2 separate regions of the Homo sapiens genome follow, and region 1 is linked to region 2. Evidence: read pairs that join two places in POLR2A ChIA-PET (ENCODE). Cell type or tissue: HepG2. All regions are shown on one strand. Links, peaks and the distances in the headings refer to the core of each region. The heading gives the core; the rest is flanking DNA. Region 1 has its middle 10 kb from the start of ACSL5. Region 2 overlaps TECTB (tectorin beta).

Evidence for each region. Peaks named below come from ENCODE experiments on the same cell type or tissue, not always from the same donor. Only the 100,000 strongest peaks of a DNase experiment are listed, where the experiment ranks them.
Region 1: POLR2A ChIA-PET joins it to region 2 with 5 read pairs; 2 of 35 experiments call an interaction of 5 or more read pairs at or near these places.

The regions. Positions count from the first base shown.
Region 1 is chr10:112,358,956-112,369,303 of GRCh38, forward strand. No RefSeq gene overlaps it. Among named protein-coding and RNA genes, the nearest start is that of ACSL5, 10 kb to the right of the region's middle. In HepG2, for the core only: no CTCF peak of the experiment used is centred there; a DNase peak (open chromatin) is centred at 6,276.
Region 2 is chr10:112,287,686-112,298,033 of GRCh38, forward strand. It overlaps TECTB (tectorin beta), which reads left to right. Exons shown (of 11, transcript NM_058222.3): 6 at 6,053-6,156; 7 at 6,293-6,376. Among named protein-coding and RNA genes, the nearest start is that of MIR6715A, 6.8 kb to the right of the region's middle. RefSeq lists an enhancer at 718-1,346. In HepG2, for the core only: no CTCF peak of the experiment used is centred there; DNase peaks (open chromatin) are centred at 7,966, 8,356, 8,926 and 9,436; H3K4me3 peaks cover 1,184 bases.

The DNA of each region.
Region 1 (10,348 bases), core at 5,206-7,705, 69 kb after region 2:
ATTATATATATATTTCTATATATTATTATATATATATTTCTATATATATATATATTCCTGGGGGCCCTGCTGAGTGATGACAGCAAATTTCTCTTCAGTTCGGGCTTACAGGTTCCTAATGGGAACATTCCTGAAGGTAGAGCACACCGTGTACTCACTATTCCAGAAATAAGAGCAAGTAAACGTGTCTGTGACCTGTCAGGGTGTGAACCGCAAACATAGATAAATATGTATCTATTTATCTATATAAATATGTATCTATATATATCTCTATACATATATATCTATATATAAATAGATATCTATCTATATATCTATATATAAATATATATATATTCTCTTAGAAAGATAGCCGCAGTGTATTGCTAACTGATGAAGCACATCATACAATAATATATATTAGTATTCCATTTTGTTTTTTTTTTCAAAAGGAAAGATTACATACAACAAACCACTAAAAGTGGCTCGCTCTGTGTCATAGGAATTAGGGGTGGTTTGTCCTTGCTTTGTTTATATTAATTTTCATTTTTTGTCTTAATCTCTTTGCAATAAGAAAGAAAAGTGAATATTTTAATTAAAAATAAACCCTACAGAATTGTACTTCTGAAGGATCAACACAGAAGGCTAAATTCATACTGCCTTAATCGCTCAGTTCAGGAGCACCCCACACTTACAGACACCTGGCTTACCTCCGTAGGCCCTAATTATTCTCTGCTGAGCTCAGCCCCTTCCATTTCTCCATTGCCCTCAGAGACAGAGATGCAGCGGTTCAGGTAATGGCCATTATGAGCTGGAAAAGCATTGCCATTGTTACTAGCCCAATTTGTGTGATGCCTTTGATTGGCTGGAATGGAAAGCCTGAGGTTAAAACCAGGTTGGGGGGCGGTGGGTGTTGTAAGGACTGTGGCTGCTGGAGGGGGCACACTGTCCTCTATTTTGCTCCCCAGCCCTCCTTCCTTCTAGGGGATTCTTAGGCCTAGAAGTTACCCTTATGATTAGGAGAGGCCATGCTATTTCATCGGATGGTGCTTTGGAACAGAAGTTGTCTGTGCGTGGCCAGCAGAGGTTCAAAGTGCAGCCCCCTCTGCCTGGGGTAACTCTTTAATTCCTTGCTACTTTGTCCCATCTCTGCTTCCTGAAGAGACTATTACCGAGGGAGGGTTCTTTCTGCCTGATTTGTGGCTTCCTCAATAGTGACCAGCCTAGTCTATAAACTAGATGCAAGGCCAGCTGTTCGGCGTCCTAGGTCAGATAAGATGAGCTGTATCCAGGATGGTGGGTTTTAGTAAAACCTCTAGCAACTTTCTAGCTCTCCTTCCTCCAGCTCCCTCTTTCTGCCTGCCTCCCTTCAATTTCTAAATCAGTGGCCTGATCAAGTTTAGGTGAAAAGTAAAGGTTTGGCATGTTTGGGCTCTACTTCTCCCCCAGGGAAAAGGTGAGAGGCAGAAAAAGGTGCTTGACCTAAGTGGAATGCAATGCGATGAGCCTGTGATCACACTGGGGGAGAGGCAAAGGGAGCACCTACCGGTGCATTCCTGGAAAAGGCTTCAGCAAGTCCGTAAGACTACCTGAGCGTCAGTTTCCTTATCTGTGAAATGGGAAAAAGGCAGAGGGCAGAGAGCTCTGACCTTACCAGCCTCCTGCCCTAAGATACTAGGCCTCTGGTGGATTCCTAACAAATGGAAGACAGTATTCCTGGGGGCCCTGCTGGGTGATGACAGCAAGGTTCTCTTCAGTTCGGGCTTACAGGTTCCTAACGGGGACATTCCTAAAGGTAGAGCACACCGCGTACTCACTATTCTAGAAATAAGAGCAAGTAAACATGGCTGTGACCTATCAGGGTGTGAACTGCAAACTTCCCCTTGTGTTCTCAGCTCTTACAAACAGCTATGGTGCCGGTTCTGAAGATGCAGCTTCTACTAAGCAAAAGTTTGAGGAGCCAGAGGAAAGCAGAGTTAAGATCAAACTGGAAGATCATGGCTCTTAGGGCTGCAACAAAACAAAATCCCCAGGATGCAAATCCTGTCAGTAATGATGCACACAGGCACCCACGACTCCTACAAAGCTGAGGATGAGGTGTGGCCTTGGCTGACTGACAAGAACGCTCTGGTCTTGTTTCTGAAAACGTTTGTGCCAAGAGAAGAAAATTCCTCCCTCCTGGAAGCCCTGCCTGTCTCCTCTGTGCTTCAGTCATCTGCTATTTATCCTGTGTGGCTGAAACAGACTTTCTCATACCTTTGTCCTAAAGGAATGAGTCTTTGACACCTGAACAAATTTGAGGCTTTAAGCAATACTTTAAACAACGAAGTGTTCTCCCAGATATCACTATAATCTCCGGGGTAGCAGGCTAGTCTGGCCTAAATGCCAGATTTCTGAATATTTATTTCACAGTCTCTGTTCCTACTATTTCGTAGTCTCTGCTCCTCCTCCTGCCCCCATTATGCCTTGGCATGAAGAGCAAAAACTTTCAGAGGTTGTGAGGAGGAGAAGCAACCACCTGCTCCAGGTACTCAGTATTCAAAGATACGGAATGACTAACAGTGATGCCATTAATTCCAAAGCCACTTTCCATAAAATTTTAGGTTTGCCAAGACACTTTTGCTGTCATAGTGTCCCAAACACTGAGCAAATAAAGAATGTGTCCTGGCCGGGAGCGGTGGCTCACGCCTGTAATCCCAGCACTTTGGGAAGCTGACGCAGGCAGATCACCTGAGGTCAGGAGTTTGAATCCAGCTTGGTCAACATGGTGAAACCACATCTCTACTAAAAACACAAAAATTAGCCAGGCATAGTGGCAGATGCCTGTAATCCCAGCTACTCAGGAGGCTGAGGCAGGAGAATCACTTGAAACCGGGAAGCAGAGGTTGCAGTGAGCAGAGATCATGCCAATGCACTCCAGCCTGGGCAACAGAGCAAGACTCCTCAAAAAAAAAAAAAAAAGAAAAAATATGTACTAATCCATCTTTCTCTGGTGATGACACACTCTTGACCCACAGAATGTTTCTCCATCTGTGTAAATTGGCGACCTTTGTGGCACTGGGCTTGGCATCTGGCAGCTTCTTTCTGGTGGATAGCCATACATCTAAAGTGAGACAGGATGTCCCTGACTCCTCCGCCCTCTCCAGTTTCTTGTCTGGAGAAACCAGGAGCCCTCCCACTTCCTGGCATTTCCTCTCTGCTCCTGGTAAAGGCTCTTGAGCCAAGCACGTGGTGTGTCTGTCCCCAGGCTGTGAGCCCAGGGAAAGAAAGCTTGCAAGGCAGAGGATAATATCCTTAAAGGCTTGAAAAGGAGGGAGGTGCTGACATCCCCCCAGAATACTGGTATTCCTATCTATGGCACAGGAACCCCGGCTTCTCCCACTACCTTCCTGTAGAAGGCAGTGTCGCAGAATGGCTGTAAGCACAGGTTTTGGAATGAGAAAAGCTGGCATGGACAAGTTATGTATTATCTGAACCCAATTTCCTCATTCGTAATTACTCTGACAACCTTTTGCAAGGATTAAATGAAGTAGTAAATGTAAAATACACAGCATAGTGCCTGGCATGTAACAATAGCCAGTAAGTGGTAGCAGTTTTATAATAAAGGTTTATTGCTCCAGGCAAAAGATCATAAAGTCTGTTGGATGGATTCTGTGTTGACCCTAAGGAACAAATTGCTGCTGCTGCAGAAACCAGAGGAACAGGTAAAAGATGTTGCTGGGACAGGTTTCTGAAGATGCCTGGATTTATAATTGCTAATATATACAGGCATATACATAGTTTTCAAGCATTACATGGGATGATGAAGCTCTGGCTGGTTTTTAGGGGGAAAAAAGTTCTCCCAGAACAATTACAACATGTTCATTGCTGCCACTGGGCAACACTACCTTTTGCTTATATTCTGTAGGCATTAAGTCAAAGGGCCTTTGGTTTCTTTGTCTTTTTTATTTTTTTTAGACTGAGTCTCACTCTGTCACCCAGGCTGGCGTGCAGTGGCGTGATCTTGGCTCACTGCAACCTCTGCCTTCCAGGTTCAAGCTATTCTCATGCCTCAGGCCAGGCTGGTCTCAAACTCCCGACCTCAAGTGACCCGCCAACCTTGGCCTCCTAAAATGCCGTGATTACTGGCGTGAGTCACCACGCCTGGCCAGGGCCTTTAGTTTCTAAATCAGCACTGTCCAAAAAAATAACACGAGTAACATATATTATTTAAAATTTTCTAGCACACACATTTAAAAAAGTAAAAATAGCAGTTAAGATTACTTATCAAGAGTATCCTAAATATTATAATTTCAACACATAATCAGTATTTTAAACATTGAGATTTTATGTTATTTTCTTTATACCACATCTGGAAAATTTGGTGTGTGTTTTATACTTAAACACCTCTCAATTTAGACTTGCCTCATTTCAACTGCTCAGTAGCCACGTGTAGTTAGTGGTTATAGTATTGAACAGTAAATTTTCACTCTGAGCCACCCTTTTAATCCCCTGGGAGATAGCGATGTTTCCTATGGGGTGTTGAAGGTTCTGGGAATTTCAACTTGACACCTCTCTCAGTGGCCTCAGTTCTGTCTATCTGATTCTTTAATGCTCTTTGGAAGCTCTTGCTGATAAAGGAACAAGCTGCCTACATCATGACACTGAGAATAATATTTATTCAGCATACTTAAAGCCTGAGATGGGGCCGGGCACGGTGTCTCACGCCCATAATCCCAGCACTTTGAGGGGCCGAGGCGGGCAGATCACCTGGTCAGGAGTTTGAGACTGGCCGGGCCAACATGGCGAAACCCCTTCCCTACTAAAAATACAAAAATTAGCCCGGTGTGGTGGCAGGTACCTGTAATCCCAGCTACTTGGGAGGCTCAGGTGGGAGAATCGCTTGGACCTGGAAGGCGGAAGTTGCGGTGAGCTGAGATCACACCACTGTACTCCTGCCTGGGCAACAGGGCGAGGCTCCACCTCAGGGGGATAAAAAAAAAAAAAAGGCTGAGATGGGGCTGTTCACGAGCACATCCCGAGGGTTGAGGGTGATCAGTGTCTACTGGCCCTTCCATGTGTCATGTGTCATGCCCCACCCATTGGAAAGCTCAAATCTAAGGCTGAAAGGCAATTTGCTTTGGGTGTGTGGTTCAAGAAAGGGGAGGGGTGCCTGGGGTTGGGGGAGCTTTTTATTGTAATCTGGGCAAACAACATTCTTGTCAGCCAAGTGCTCACACTTGGGTAACACTTTCTTCCCACGAAGAGTAAGCACGTGTTCTCAAGAGCATGCATGCCCAAGCAATTGATATCAGCAGCTACAGTTAAGAGAAAGAGTTGCTGCCATCGCTGAGCTGTGGGGTCAGCTTCTTCCTCATACCCTGTGATGTTCCCATGGTGCAGGGTTCACTACAGGGCCCAGAATGGAGCTGTGAGCCCTTGCCGCATAGCAGACGGCTAAGAAGAAAGAGCTAGGGGGTCGCACAGCTGGGACCCGTGGAGCATTGGCCCCTCCAGTGAAGTGAAGCAAGGCTCTGAGTTGGTAATGGGCTCTGCAGCAGGCAGGATGTCCAGGCTGCTAGGGACCCCTTCTCGAGGGGGCCGGACCCTTGGCATCCGGTCCACATGTCTGGTATTGGGTCTGGCTTCCTGTAGGGCAATGGGTCTTAGTTTTCTTTGAGAGACCAGTAAAAATTCTGAAAAGAAACGCATATATAAACACACCAGTTTGCTAGGGGGTCTTGGAACGGATGGTACGCAGTCACAGATATGTGCTTGGGCTCTAGACTCAAGACCACCTAAGCTCAAAATCTGACTCTGAGACTCAGCCAACTGTTAGCTGTGTACCTTGGAGGTTTAATTAGGCTACCCCCTAGCTCTTTCTTCTTAGCCGTCTGCTATGCAGCAAGGGCTCACAGCTCCATTCCGGGCCCTGTAGTGAACCCTGCACCATGGGAACTTCATGGGGCATGAGGAAGAAGCTGACCCCACAGCTCAGCGATGGCAGCAACTCTTTCTCTTAACTGTGTTACTTGGCCTCTCTTAGATTTTCCTCTCCTTCTAAATAGCAATAAAAACTTCCATAGGGCTGCTGTGTGATTAAATGCGATAGTACTTAAATGTAGTGTTGCCACCACGCGGTAGGAGCTCAGTGATGTTCGCCATCATGAAGGCCTTCAGAGAGGATCTGGCATGAAAAACTTGAATCACTGCCCTGTAAGTTGTACTTTGAGTGTCATTAGCCTTTTGAAATATCAGATAACCAGGGAAAGGGCGAACATGAATTTCTGTGGCTGATTATGACACCCTGGTTATGAGTTAAGGGACTTCGCTCCTTCCTTCTCATATCTCAGTACACAGATAAACTTCAGAGTCAACTCTGCCATGTGGGAAGCTAAAGGTCAGTGCAACACAGCTCTGTTTTTGCCCACTGCATGCCATCACAACCTCTGCCCTGCTATTCAGCTAACTCCAGGAAGGGACATCTCCCCTCTTTCTTTGTGATCCATCATTGTGAAGTTAACAAGAATAGATCCAGCCCATAGCTCTAGGTCTTTGCTTCTCTTGCCTGTTGAGTCATGTTGTTTGACTTGAAAAGGCTTGACGTAGAGGTCAAAACAGCCTAAGATCCTTCCTAAATAAGTGTTTCGCGTGCTTCACATGTCCCAGCTACTGCAGACATCATGAGCTTTCCCTTTTCTCTCTGGTCCTCACATTTCTTCTTTGCCCTCACCAAAAATGCTTATGGTAAGCATTATTTTGTGACTGTTCCATCATCTTAATCCAGTGAAATATTCTAAAACAAAAGATCTAGAGGTTTAAGATGAATCTTCTAGATTCTGAGGTCAGAGGTTATATTAAAAGGAGAAATCTGGGGCCGGGCATGGTGGCTCACATCTGTAATCCCAGCACTTTGGGAGGCCGAGGCGTGTGGATCACTTGAGGTCAGGAGTTCAAGACCAGCCTGGCCAACGTGGTGAAACCCTGTCTCTACTAAAAATACAACAACAAAACAAAATTAGCTGGGTGTGATGGCAGGTGCCTGTAATCCCAGCTACTCGAGAGGCTGAGGCAGGAGAATTGCTTGAACCCAGGAAGCAGAGGTTGCAGTGAGCCAAGATTGTGCCACTGTACGCCAGCCTGGGCAACAGAGCGAGACCCTGTCTCAAAAAAAAGGACTTCATTAGGTTCAGTGGTCTCTGGAATCTGGACATATTCACTAAGACCTTTAAGTAACATTTGGTTGCTCTGCCTGACTCGTCTCAACCTGCTGTGAAATCTGCTTTGCAACCAGCTGTGCTTCCTAAAGAAAGGCAGATTTTCAGAGACAAGCTGCAAATCACTTGGCTTTGCAAAATCGCCTGAAATTATTAAAAAATAACACTTGGCCCCACCACCGTCATCACTCTGTTACCAAGCTATAGGATCTTGGGAAGGGATGTCATTTCTCTGAGCTTCTATTTTTCTTGTCTGTACAAATCATAACTACCTTCCAAGTGTATTGTGAGGGTCAAATGAAGTGTTTGTCACAGGACCTGGCTCCCAGCAGCCACTGGAAGTTTGGATGTTGAAAGTATTGTTCCCACTCAGACCTCACAGGTTTGCTAAGAGGCAAACTAGAAGCATTTTATAAACCGGGAGGAGCTATGTGAATGCATGATGGCACTATGTAAAGTTAGTCTGCTTATATTGTCTGTCTTTCTCTGCTTTCTAAAACATGGGGGGCTGGGTGCGGTGGCTCACACCTGTAATCCCAACACTTTGGGAAGCCAAGTCAGGCAGATCACTTGAGGTCAGGAGTTCAAGACCAGCCTGGCCAACACGGTAAAACTCCATCTCTACTAAAAATACACAAAAATAATAATAATTTAGCCAGGCATGGTGGCAGGTGCTTGTAATCCCAGCTACTCGAAAGGCTGAAGTAGGAGAATGGCTTAAACCCAGGAGGCAGAGGTTGCAGTGAGCCAAGATTGTGCCACTGCACTCTAGCCTGGGCAACAGAGTGAGACTTCATCTCAAAAGTAAAATAAAATAAAATAAAACGAGGGGAAAGCCTGGTTTCTGTTTCTGAAGAGTTGCCAGCCTCTGCCATTAAAGATAAAATGACTATTTCCAGGCTGTGTTACAAAACTCTAGAATGTTAGACTCTAGTATTCTAGAACAACATTGTGTAGTACATGTGTGGTTTCTTTGGCCCTAGGAAGAGGGTGGGAGTGTATACAAACAGTTCCCAGCAGTGTGGTTGTGAGTATGTCAGCATTGTAGCGGGATTGTATACAAACAGATCCCAGCAGCATGGTTGTGAGTATGTCAGCGTTGTAGCTGTGGGGCAGACTCCTCACTCCTCCAGACCTCACCTATGAATGACCTTAAAAGTGAAAGTTTGTACTTTTTAGGGGCTGCAGGATGCCCAAGCCTAAAGGTTATTAATTTTCGTATTGGATTCTAAATGGATATGGCTGTAGGAGGGGAGGGAGTGACAGAGCGTGTTGCAAAGAAGCTTATCTAACACGTTTTTGAAGAGAGAGGCTGTAGGAAGCAGTGGTTTATCGAGATGGTGTAGCCTGCTCGGGCACTGGAGACCTGGGTCCTGGGCTTATCTCTCTCATTAGTTAATACATCACCTGAGCCAGCTGCCTCACTTTTTGGCATTTTAGGTACCCTCACAAGTAAAATGACTGTTGTTGGATCAGCTGATGTCCCCCACACACCCACTCTCATACCCACCTGGGCTGTCTAGTGGTGATGCTGTGAGTTTTGTTTTATATTTCCCTAAAGAGGTGCGACCGTGACTGCCGATACCTCCTGCTGTGGCCAAAGCACTTCTCTGAGACTTGGCCTGCTGGCTGCTTTTGAAGACCACCTCTCTCCTGGAGCATCTGAGGAGTTCCATTCTGTGTCAAGTTTTCCCCCCACCTGCAGGCTCACCATAGCCAAGACTACCCCAAATGCAATCCCTTGTGACATTTCAGTAGCCGGGCCCTTTGAAGACAGGATAGCTGCTTGAAGCAGAGATGATCCTAAATGTGGTCCAAGGGTGGTCCCCAGAGCAGCAGCATCCGTATCACCTGGAATTGTTAGAAATGCAGATTCTTGGGCCCCAGATCAGACCTACGGAGTTAGAAATTCTAGCCAGAAATCTATGTTGTAACTAACAAGCCCTCCATGGGGATTGTGATGCTGAAGTTTGGGAACCACTGGCTTGGAGTATCTTACTCTCCAGTAAGTGTGGTATCAAAGGAGTTCAGTGGGTTGCTACTTAACACAACTGGACTCTAGTCCAGTCAAGTAGTTGTCACACCCCTAGTCCCCATTGAACTGTGTCTTCTTTAGCCACTTCTTAGAAGCCCTTTTCTTTCACATACTAAGGAAGGACTAAGACTCTAGCAAAAACGTGACCTTCAAGAGTTAATGAACAGACTGGGTGCAGTGGCTCATCCCTGTAATCCCAGCACCTTGGGAGGCCGAGGCGGGCAAATCACCTGAGGTCAGGAGTTTGAGACCAGCCTTGTGAACATATAGTGAAACTCCATCTCTACTTAAAAAATGCAAAACTTAGTCAAGCATGGTGGTGCACGCCTGTAGTCCCAGCTACTTGGGAGGCTGAGGCAGGAGAATCACTTGAACCCACAGGGCGGAGGTTGCAGTGAGCTGAGATCACACCACTGCACTCTGGCCTGCGTGACAGAGCAAAACTCCATCTCTTAAAAAAAAAAAATAGTTAGTGAACCAGGTTGGGTGCAGAGGCTCATGCCTATAATCCTAGCATTTTGGGAGGCTGCAGTGGGTGGATGACTTCAGCCCAAGAGTAAGAGGCTAGCCTGGGCAATATGGCAAAACCCATCTCTAGTAAACATTTTTAAATTAGGTATGGCGGTACATGCCTGTAGTCCCAGCTACTCTGGAGGCTGAGGTGGGAGGATAACCTGAGCCCAGAAGGTGGAAGTTGCAGTGAGCCGAGATTGCACCACTGCACTTAGCCTGGGTGACAGAGGAAGACCCTATGTCAAAAAAAGAAAAATCCTGTGTTTTGAAGAATCCAGGCCTCTGTGGCTCAGCAAACGTAGGTGGCTGGAGAGAGGACGGACCGTTACCTAAATGGTGTGGTGGCACTGACCTGTAGTCCCAGTGCTCAGGAGCCTAAGGTGGGAGGATTACCTGAGCCCAAGAAGTCAAGGCTGCAGTGAGCCATGATGTTGCTACTGCCTGAGTGACAGGAGTGAGACCCTGTCTTAAAAAAAAAAAAAAAAAAAAAAAACGGCCAGGCACAGTGGCTCACACCTGTAATCCTGGCACTTTGGAAGGCCGAGGCAGGCAGATCACTTGAGGTAAGGAGTTCAAGACTAGCCTGGCCAACATGGTGAAACCCCATCTCTACTAAAATACAAAA
Region 2 (10,348 bases), core at 7,478-9,977:
CCCAGAGGGAGGAAGGATTAGCCTGAGAGCCCACAGGTAGTTCAGAGCGGTGGCCAGTCTGGAACACAGATCTCCTAGATATGGTCACTTTACTTACTGCGAAGGGAATGAAACTCATTTCAAGGCCCTTTCAAGGCCTTGTGTCTAATTCTGTATTGAAAAATGTGATTCTTTTCATTAAAGAGGGCTCTCCACATTGTAAAAGTTTCAAGATCCCACAAAATCTAGATCTGCCCCTAGCCACACACCACTAGTCGTTAAGTACCGAGAAAGGGAATCCACGTAGCCCTTGACCTATAATCGGGGGCTAAATACAGCATGGGCCACCAGGGTGATGATAAGGTGGTGAAACCACTACAGTCAGTGATGAAAGCCGTCCGGAGAGGAAAATTGGCTTCTGCGCACTGACAACAGTCTCAGGGGACTCCCTGATGACAGGCTGCCTTTGCTATTGAATCCCTGTCTGGAAGTGAATAATTGTTATTTTAACCAGATAAAATTATAGATATGATCCCATGAAGGTTTTACAATAGTTGGCAACACGGAGACACCAGGATTGTCAAAAATCATTGCCCACCATCAGCTGCGTAGAGCTGAGCTTCAGGCATAAACAAAACATCAAGTCTTAGAACTGGAATGAGCTTATTTTCTTAAAAAAAAATAATAATAATAAGAGACATGTCCTCAGCATCCCCCAGGCCATCCTCTGGGCTGGACAGACAGATAACGGGACACTCCCTTCAACAAGTATAGAATTAAGGGTCAAGCGTCCCCTGAGGCCCACCAAGACCTTTCCAGGACAAACGGGCCTCAGCAAAGAAGGGACTCTGCCATCCTGACACTTTCGTACTGATTAATATTCCCGCCATGGGCTCAGTTCCCTATGCCTGACCCATGTGGTTGGTATTTTTTTCTCCTCCCTTCTTCCACTTTCAGAGCATTCTTATGTGTTTCTGAAGCAACAACTGCTCCCTGCATATATTTCCATCAAATTACCAGAAAGAGAGCTCTGCCCTAGATAACACAATGGAATCAATGCACTGCTAATTGCTTAGGATCCTGAGAGCTTCAAATGCTGGGCTCTAAAAGCACCAGTTCTACTCAGCAGGCTTCCTCTTTTCTTTTCTCTCCATCCCCCTCCCACTCACTCTTGACAATATCCCATGGTTGGTATTCCTAGTGAAAAGTTATTTTGACCCTCAATACAAAATAAGGAAGGTAGTTGGCTTACGGAAATACCCTAGTGCTGTGGTTAAGAAAATGGGCCTTCTCAACAGACCACTAGTTTGAAGCCTTGTTCCATCATTTACTAGTTGTGTGACTTTGGGCAAGTTAGTTAACCAACCTCTCTGGGCTTCTATCTCTGCATTTGTTAGCAGGGATAATAATAGCACTTACCCCATAGGTTTGTTATAGAATTAAATGAAATAATCTTTAGGAAGCACTTAGCACAGTGCCTGGTACAAGTTAAGTACCCAAGAAAGTAGCCATTCTCATCATTGTAGACTTTGACTCTATTTAAAGTGGAAACTCTGAGGGCTTCTAGCATTGTTAACTTTATAAGGCTGAACATCGATGTCAGTGTTGGATTATATTGACTTTTATTCAATCAAAACAGTACTGATCATTCCTTTTAGACAGATAGAAATGAAAAAGCTTAAGACGGAAAAAATGCAAGCAATAGAGGCCAAAATCATAGACTCCAGGAGTCAAAACAAGCCTCCGAGGTGGTAAACCTTGACTTTCCACCCAAAGCCCAAAACCCTTCTGCAATATTGCTGTGGGGTGGCCTCCCTGCCTCTTCCAAAGACAATGATATTTGGGCCTTCCCATTTTAGATCAGCTCTGATATCTGACACCCTGAACTCTCGCACATGTGTCCCAGTTCTGTCTTCTGAAATAATATCATATAATTATCTGGCTGACAGTACTTCAAATATGTCCACCTTCTCCAAGCTAAACATCTTGTCTCTGTTGGTGGTTCATTCACCATCCTAGTCACTCTTCTCTGAATATGATCCAGTTGCTCAGTATCCCTATTAAAAAATGAAGCCCAAAGTTGAAGTGTTATATTCTAGACTTTATCAGACCCGTGCAGGCCATCACGGGTCAGAGGTGACCTTCTAGGTTCTGGAAGACTCTAGGAATGTGTCCTAGGAAAATAACTTTAGGGCAGTTTTTTTCACCGCTACTTCACATGGAGCAACTCCGAGATGTTTCCACATGAACTATTGTTAAGCCAGGTGTACTCATCCTTAACTTGTGACACTGGCTAGTTGTGACTCAACCGTTCACAACTGTGGGTCCCCTCTTACCCACAGTTTTGCTTTCCATGGTTTCAGTTACCCTTGGTAAACTGTGGTCCAAAAATATTAAATGGAAAATTCTAGAAATAAACAATTCTTAAGTTTTAAATTGCACACCTGTTCTGAGTAGCATGATGAAATCTTGCACCGCTCACTCTGTACTTCCTGGGATATAAATCATCCCCTTGTCCAGAATATCCACACTGTAGACACTACCTGTCTGTCAGTCACTCAGTAGCCATCCATGTTATCGGATCAAAATAAAAGTAATATATATAGGGTTTGGTACTATCTGCAGTTTCAGGCATCCACTGGGGGTCTTGAAACATATCTCCTGTGGATAAAGGAAGATTACTGGATCTGGAATAGGTTTCTAATTTTCACATTATAGAGAAAGTAGGGGAAAAATTATTCCAAGCCTTCCCTGAGCTGTTGGGTGAGAATATAGAGAACTCAATCATTAGTGTTCTATTTCAGAAACTGAATTAACGGTGTCAGCTCTGTTCTTCACTTTGTAACAGAATCAGGCAGGTTCTTCCATGAGGAGAGGTATTATTCCAATATTCTAACATTCTGCTGGCTGGTCCCTGGCAGAAAGAGTTGGGAGCGATACCTCTGACAGGTTTGGGGACTACATCGGGGTCCCCAGGTAAGTTCCTATATTTGAAAATGGCCTCTCAAAATATGACAAATCTCAGAACATAACAAGGAACATTAAAAATCACTGTAAATCTGCCACTTCAACCTGCATTTTAAGCCAGTAGATCCCTTATGATTAAGAACATTATTATCCAATTATTGCAGTCATTTAAATGGTGCAGGGGCTGACAAATGGGAGGAAGCAACTGACTTCTAGGTGACTGAATCAGGCAGCCCTTGCTGGACTTGCCATCAGTAAAATAATGTCAGAGGTACTAGGAAACAAAAGAGATTCTGAGTCGTCTCAACAAAGTCCCTGTGTGTTTGACATGTGAGGGGTAAAGTCCACTTTATTTTATCTTTATTTGTTATTTTTATTTTAAGTTCTGGGGTACATGTGCAGGATGTGCAAGTTTGTTACACTGGTAAACATATGTCATGGTGGTTTGCTACACCTAGCAACCCATCACCCAGGTATTGAGCCCAGCATGCATTAGCTATTTTTCCAAATGCTCTCCCTCCCCCACCCCACCCACCAACAGGCCCCAGTGTGTGTTGTTCCCCTCCCTGTGTCCATATGTTCTCATTGTTCAGCTCCCACTTATAAGTGAGACCATGCACTGTTCCTCTGTTAGTGTGCTGAGGATAATGGCTTCCAACTCCATCCATCTTTGCAAACGACCAGAAAGACCATTTGACCCAGCAATCCCATTACTGGGTATATACCCAAAAGAATGTATATCATTCTATTACAAAGATACATGCAACCCAAAGGAATATAAATCATTCTATTACAAAGACACATGCATGCATATGTTCATTGCAACACTATTCACAATAGCAAAGCCATGGAATCAACCCAAATGCCCATCAGTGACAGACTGGATAAAGAAAATGTGGTACATATACACCATGGAATACTATAAAGTCCATTTTAACTAGACATCCTTGCTGAAATCCGTTCCTCCTGCCACTGTCTACCTATTGCAGTTCTGCAAATCTCCAGGTCTATGAAACTCAATCTTTCAAACAGTAACCTGGTCTAAGCTTTATTCTCCTATTACATAAAGTCACAAAGGTTATGTCCATTTTGCATAGGAAGAAGCTGAGGCCTGAAAGGCTGACTTGCCTATAGTGTGTCCCAAGTTAGCGGTGGAAGCTCGGGTTAGCCCAGGATCCTTGCCCTTCCATGGTAATGCTTTTGTCTCTGAAATCTAATCCACAGGCTGGGCGCAGTGGCTCACGCCTGTAATCCCAGCACTTTGGGAGGCCGAGGCGGGCAGATCACGAGGTCAGGAGATCGAGACCATCCTGGCTAACACGGTGAAACCCTGTCTCTACTAAAAATACAAAAAATTAGCCGGGCGTGGTGGCAGGCACCTGTAGTCGCAGCTACTCGGGATGCTGAGGCAGAAGAATGGCGTGAACCCGGGAGGCAGAGTTCACAATGAGCCGAGATCGCGCCACTGCACTCCAGCCTGGGTGACAGAGCAAGACTCCATCTCAAAAAAAAAAAAAAAGAAAGAAAGAAAGCTAATCCACAGAGCAGTTCAAGATTGTTACTAGGGTTGAATGAACTCAAGACTCAGAGAATGGAGAAATCAGCCTCCTTTGAGTAAGTCAAACAGAAACACTGCTGTTATTCCTAACAGCTCACCCAGCATGTCCTGATGAGAATGGCAGGGAAATATCCCACATGCCAGGCCAGTGATCAGAACCTGCTGTTACTGTGCTCACATCGTGGTGTTGACTCCTTGCTGCCCCACTGCACTCAGAGAGTAAGACCCAGTGTTTAGTTTTTGAGGTTTTTTGTTTTTTGTTTTTGACAGAGTCTCACTCTGTCACCCAGGCTGGAGTGCAATGGTGTAATCTTGGCTCATGGCAACCTCCACCTCCCAGGTTCAAGAGATCTTCCTGCCTCAGCCTCCAGAGTAGCTGGGATTACAGGGACTACAGATGCCTGCCACCACACCCAGCTAATTTTTGTATTTTTAACAGGGACAGGGTTTCGTCATGTTGGCCAGGCTAGTCTCGAACTTGTGGCCTCAAGTGATCTGCCTGCCTCAGCCTCCCAAAGCGCTGAGACTACAAGTGTGAGCCACAGCGCCCAGCCAGCCCCAGTCTTCTTGATCAGCCCCCACAACTTATCTAACCTCACCCCCACCCCGCTCCCCACTCTCCACCCTCCTGCCTCACTTACTTGCTCCAGCCACACTGGCCTCCTTGCTGTGCTGCCAGCCACAGTCCTGCCCCAGGGCCTTTATCCTGACTCAAGCATTCTTCCCTGGATAGCTACATGGCCCCCCTCCTCACTTCCTCCAAATCTTGCTCAAATGTCACATCCTCAGTGAGGCCTCCCCAACCACTGTATTTAAAACTGCAACCTGCCCTTCCTCACACTCCTGATCTTCCTTATCCCACTCTGCATGTTTTATAGCTTTTCTAGATAATGTCCTATGGTCTATAGTTACATATTATATCATTTACTTACTTACTGTTTGTCTCCCCTGCTAGAATATGCCAGATCATTGAAGGCAGATATCTTTGCTTTGTTCGCTAACAAAATCCTGACAGAGTCCATCGTCAGTGCCCAACACATAGTAGTTGATCAATACATTGTGGTAGTGGTTGTTATTGTTGTTGATGATTGTACTGGGAATCTGGGAATCTGATCCTACACTTCCCAACCCACGCTGAAATCTGCTCAGGCAAAAAGTAGCAACGAGTGAGGGCAGAGGCGGGTGTTGTATGTGCTCAGTCCCTGTGTCCTTGGGCGATTCAGTATAACACAGTGCCTTAATATCCCTGAATTTCACTTGTTTTCCATTAGTGAAATCTCATTGGCATAAATGAGACATACAGTGTGTGTCTCACTATAATGAGCAAATCTAGAATACGTGATTATATGATGTCCTCATCCCTTCTAAGATGGCATAGTGTCTTAAGACTTAGAATTTCTCTGGTCTTGGAGGATCACTCTATGGTCTCACCTGCTTATGTCTTTGGGTTGATTCTCATCCCCACCCCATCCCAATTCATCTGCTCCTGGTAGACCTAGCTGCTCAATCTGAGAGTTCATAATGCCCAGTGTCAATTTCCTTCCAAAGAATGCCAAGTTCTCCATCAAGAAAGAAGCTCCCTTTGTCCTGGAGGCATCCGAAATCGGTTCAGATCTGTTTGCAGGAGTGGAAGCCAAAGGGTTAAGCATTAGGTAAGTACATTTCCTCCAAGTTTATATGTTTAAATGCAAAGAAAAAAAAGACTAGCTGACATACTTTTTAATCATCAGATGTTTGTAGGCATAAGATTCTCTGTTTCAAAGTGATGCCATTTTGTTTTATTTCCAGGTTTAAAGTGGTCTTGAACAGCTGTTGGGCCACCCCCTCGGCTGACTTCATGTATCCCTTGCAGTGGCAGCTGATCAACAAGGGGTAGGTACACTATCTAGAGACAGGGCTGAACAGTGGAACCAGGCATTTATCGGGCTACTTTGCTCTGGCTTGGGAAAGCTTGGGAGGAAGAGGTGAAGCCTGCTGGAGTTACAGCAGTGACACCATCTGTGGTTCCAGGCAAAGAACAAATACTAAGAAACAGGACATAGTGCATTCTAGGGGCCAGATACTGTTCTGAGAGCTTTACCTTATATTAACTCCTTTAAGCCGTACAACAAGAAAGTTAGTTTTACTATCATCCCCATTTTACAGATGTGAATACTGAGGCACAAGAGAGGGTAAGGTCTCATATTAAATGTGTGTGTGCGCATGCGTGTGTGTGCATGTGTGTATGTGTGCAAGAGGAAGTGTGCAGGCTGAATTCAAATCCAATTAGTCTGACAACAGAACCACGGTGATGATGACTAAATTAAATAATCGATATCAAAAGCTTAGCAGATGGTACTTGCTAGATAGTCCAACCATTTTAAATAAGATCATTGTTTTTATTACTAATTAAGTAGATAACCGGGAGCTTTTACAATTTGGAGTAAAGCACTAAAGTAGTACTAGAAGTGCGCCCTAGAAAGGCAATGCTGGAAGTCATACACAGGATGGTTTAGAAACGTGCATGGAAGGGAGAAAAACCAGATTAGAGGCCCTGGCAGCTATTGTGCAAGGGTGATAAGACATGAACTGCTATTGTAGCCAAGTGAATGGAACAAGGTAATAAAAAGTAGGGAGATGCTTCTGCAGGAATGAGAAAATGTAGGAACTAATCAGATAGGAGGTGGAGGAAAGGACAGCGCAAGAAATCTGGGGAGTAATGGAAAAAGATGGCTTTGTGTTCTTAAATCTGTGGACTACAAAGCTGAGGAAGAGTGTCTGGATTTGGCTGTTGGAGAAGGAGGTTTTTGGATAAGGAAATATGGATTCTCGCTGAGTTCACTAACAGACATGTTAAGCTTCAAATGATGATTGTCCAGAAGTACTTAGAATTGTACTATTGGAAATTAGAGGAGAGACAGGGCTAGACAAGAGATGTGGACATCATACACATAATTAGCAGTAAACAAAGAAGAGATCATTCTCTAAACAAAGCATGTAACAGACCAATGTGCCTGTGTTATTCTCAGAACCCATCAGGCCAAGGAAAAATTAATGTCAAGGATAAACATAATTGGATAACAAAAGTGGAGCTATTTTGGACCTCTATTTTTATTTAGCAAACACTTATACAGCTCTTACAATATACCAAACATTGTTCTAGATAGGTGTTTTACAAATATTAATTTATCTAAATGTCATTAAACCCTCTCTAAAGTAGACAGTATAATAATCATTATTTTATAGAGGAGAAAACTGAGGCACAGGTCCAGAAATGTGCCCAAGATATGGAGCTAGTAAGGAGAAGGCCTGGGATTCAGACTCAGTCAGTGTTACCTCCTGAGTGGCCTGGACAGGACAGGCTGGCCGAGGCACACCTGTGCAGCCCAGCAAAGCCTCCTGTAGAGATGGCAGCTTAATCTGGGTGTTTACCTCACATCTGCCATTGAATGATTCAATTCATTCAGCCTCTGTTAGCAATGGTGCAATCAAATGACTCCAGGAATTCTGAAATAACGTATTGACCTGCAGGGACCAGAAATTGCTATCAGGCACTGGGAACCTCTCTCAGGCAATGGTCACACTAGGCAAAGGCTTCTGCTACCCCTGGAATCATCTCTCTGCAGGGAGTTCTAGTGCCGTTGTTCCCATCTGGCAGATGTGCAACATGGCTGAAAAAGGGATGCCTGTGGCTTTGGGTGGTCTGCACAATTGTCCTCAAGCTCTAGTGTACACACAAACTGTGTAGGGTGCCTATTACGTATGCAGGTGTACTGTAAACCTACCAGATCAGAAGGACTCTGGGGAAACCCACGGAATCTGCATTTCAACACAGCCAGATGTAAGACATCCCGACCCATTTCTACATTCTTCCTAGTTGACATGGCACCTCAAAGTTGGAGATACATGCACAAAGTTCAGTGCCAAAGGGGAGAATGGAAAAGTCCACTCCCACAATCTCCAGATGATTTTTGCTCACAACACTGGGCCCCTTTGGAAAAAAAAAACCCAGTTTGCAAAAGTTCCTGGAGAGATGGCAGGAGATATATCATAAGGAATTTCCCTGTACACATGGATGCCCCAAAAGCAGCATACTTATCTCAAAGAGCAATCTGACATGGGAAAGGAGGCTCATGCAGAGAGGGCATAAAAGCCTCCTGTGGGCTTCCACCATCTAGAGGCAGCTGCCACTGAAGTGTGGGTGCTGCAGCTGGTGCCAAGAAGCAGCAGTGCCAAGGCATCTAGATCTGCCTATTTTTTGCCTCCTCCCCACCCCCTGACAAAGCTCTGCTTACATTATTTTCCACTGGCTGACCATGCCTGGGGCACTCTGGCTGCAAAGAGCTATTTTAAGAACTCCCATCTTGAGTTCATACGAGGATCTCGTGTTTATTGACAAAATGATCCTACAGAAGTCTTGTTTCACAACTTGGAAAATGCCACAGTTTCATCACTGTTCAGAGCCCACCACACACAGACCCGGCTCTGACCCCTGGTCCAGATACAAAGGTACAGCATTCCCTCACTTCACTCCCTCACTCTCACACTTGACTTCCTTAGTGCCTGCCTTTAGCTTGGCCCCCCGTTGTCTGTTTCTGAGGGAAAAGGGGTGGGGTAGAGAACATCATGAAGGTTCCCTGGGGTAACTGGACCGCTCTCTGGCGTGTGTGCCGAGTTTACCATACAAGAAGAAAGATGCTTCAGAGTTGCATTAATCTGGGGCCTGCTATGGTGCTATTCAGTGGTCTGACGCTTTCGAAACATAGACCTTTTCCTGCAGAGCGACAGACCCTGCTACCCCGTGCTACCTGCAGATAACAAACCCCCACAATAGTGTGGGCTTCTCTGTACAGTCCCAAGAATGGTTGCGTCTGTTTCCAACACCTAGTTAAAGGAACGGCACTTAGGTCATCAGTCTTTGTTAAATGAAAAAGTATGTTTGCTGAAACTAGGGTTTCTCAATGTTGGCACCTTGACATTTGGGGTGGGACCATTCTCCACTGTGGGGGCTGTGCTGTGCACTGTAGGACGTTCAGCAGCAGCCCTGGTCTCCGCCCACTCACTAGATACCAGCAGCACTTCCCCCAGCCTGGACAATCACAGTGCCAAATGTCCCCTGGGGCACAAAGTGGACCAAGCGAGAACCACTAGCTTAAATAAATGCCCATCTGTGTCATTTTTTAAACTGAATTATTACCTTTGAGACGTTGGAATATCATACAAATATTGTATTCTCATTATAGAGAATTTGGAAGAATACATAAAAATACAAAGAAGAAAACCAAAAATGCCCATAATTTTATCCCTTTGTATCAGCCTGTGTTAACATTTAGACGGTATCCTTCAGTCATTATTTCTGTGCTTATATTAAAAATGTGACCACATTTTTACAAAAGTAACTATGTAGATATATATAATTTAAATAATATACCATAAATACAAATTTTCAATGCAAAACCTCACAGTTCACACACAGAAATGTGTTGGGTGTGACTTGAGCTTAGGCAGCTGTGGCAGCAGGGGCAATGCTGCACCTGGTGCCATTGTCCTTACTTTGTATGTCCCTCAAGGGCTGGACATATTCCAGTCCTCGGAGGGCCTTATCTCCTAGGGATTTTCTTTCTTTGGGACACAGGTGTAACTTACTAAAAGTGTGACTCTTATAAGTCACTCCCCTCCCATCGTACCTTGTCTATAGAATGAGGACAGTAATACCCATCTCCTAGCTCATCAACTTGACCTCACAGTTGTGAAGATCAAGTGAGGTGCTGCTAATCAAAATGCCTGGGAAGGTTAGAGGTCATATAACCACCTCGGGAGCCTTGTGTGTAAATCGCTCAGCAGCTCTTGCTGGAGTTCAAGGAG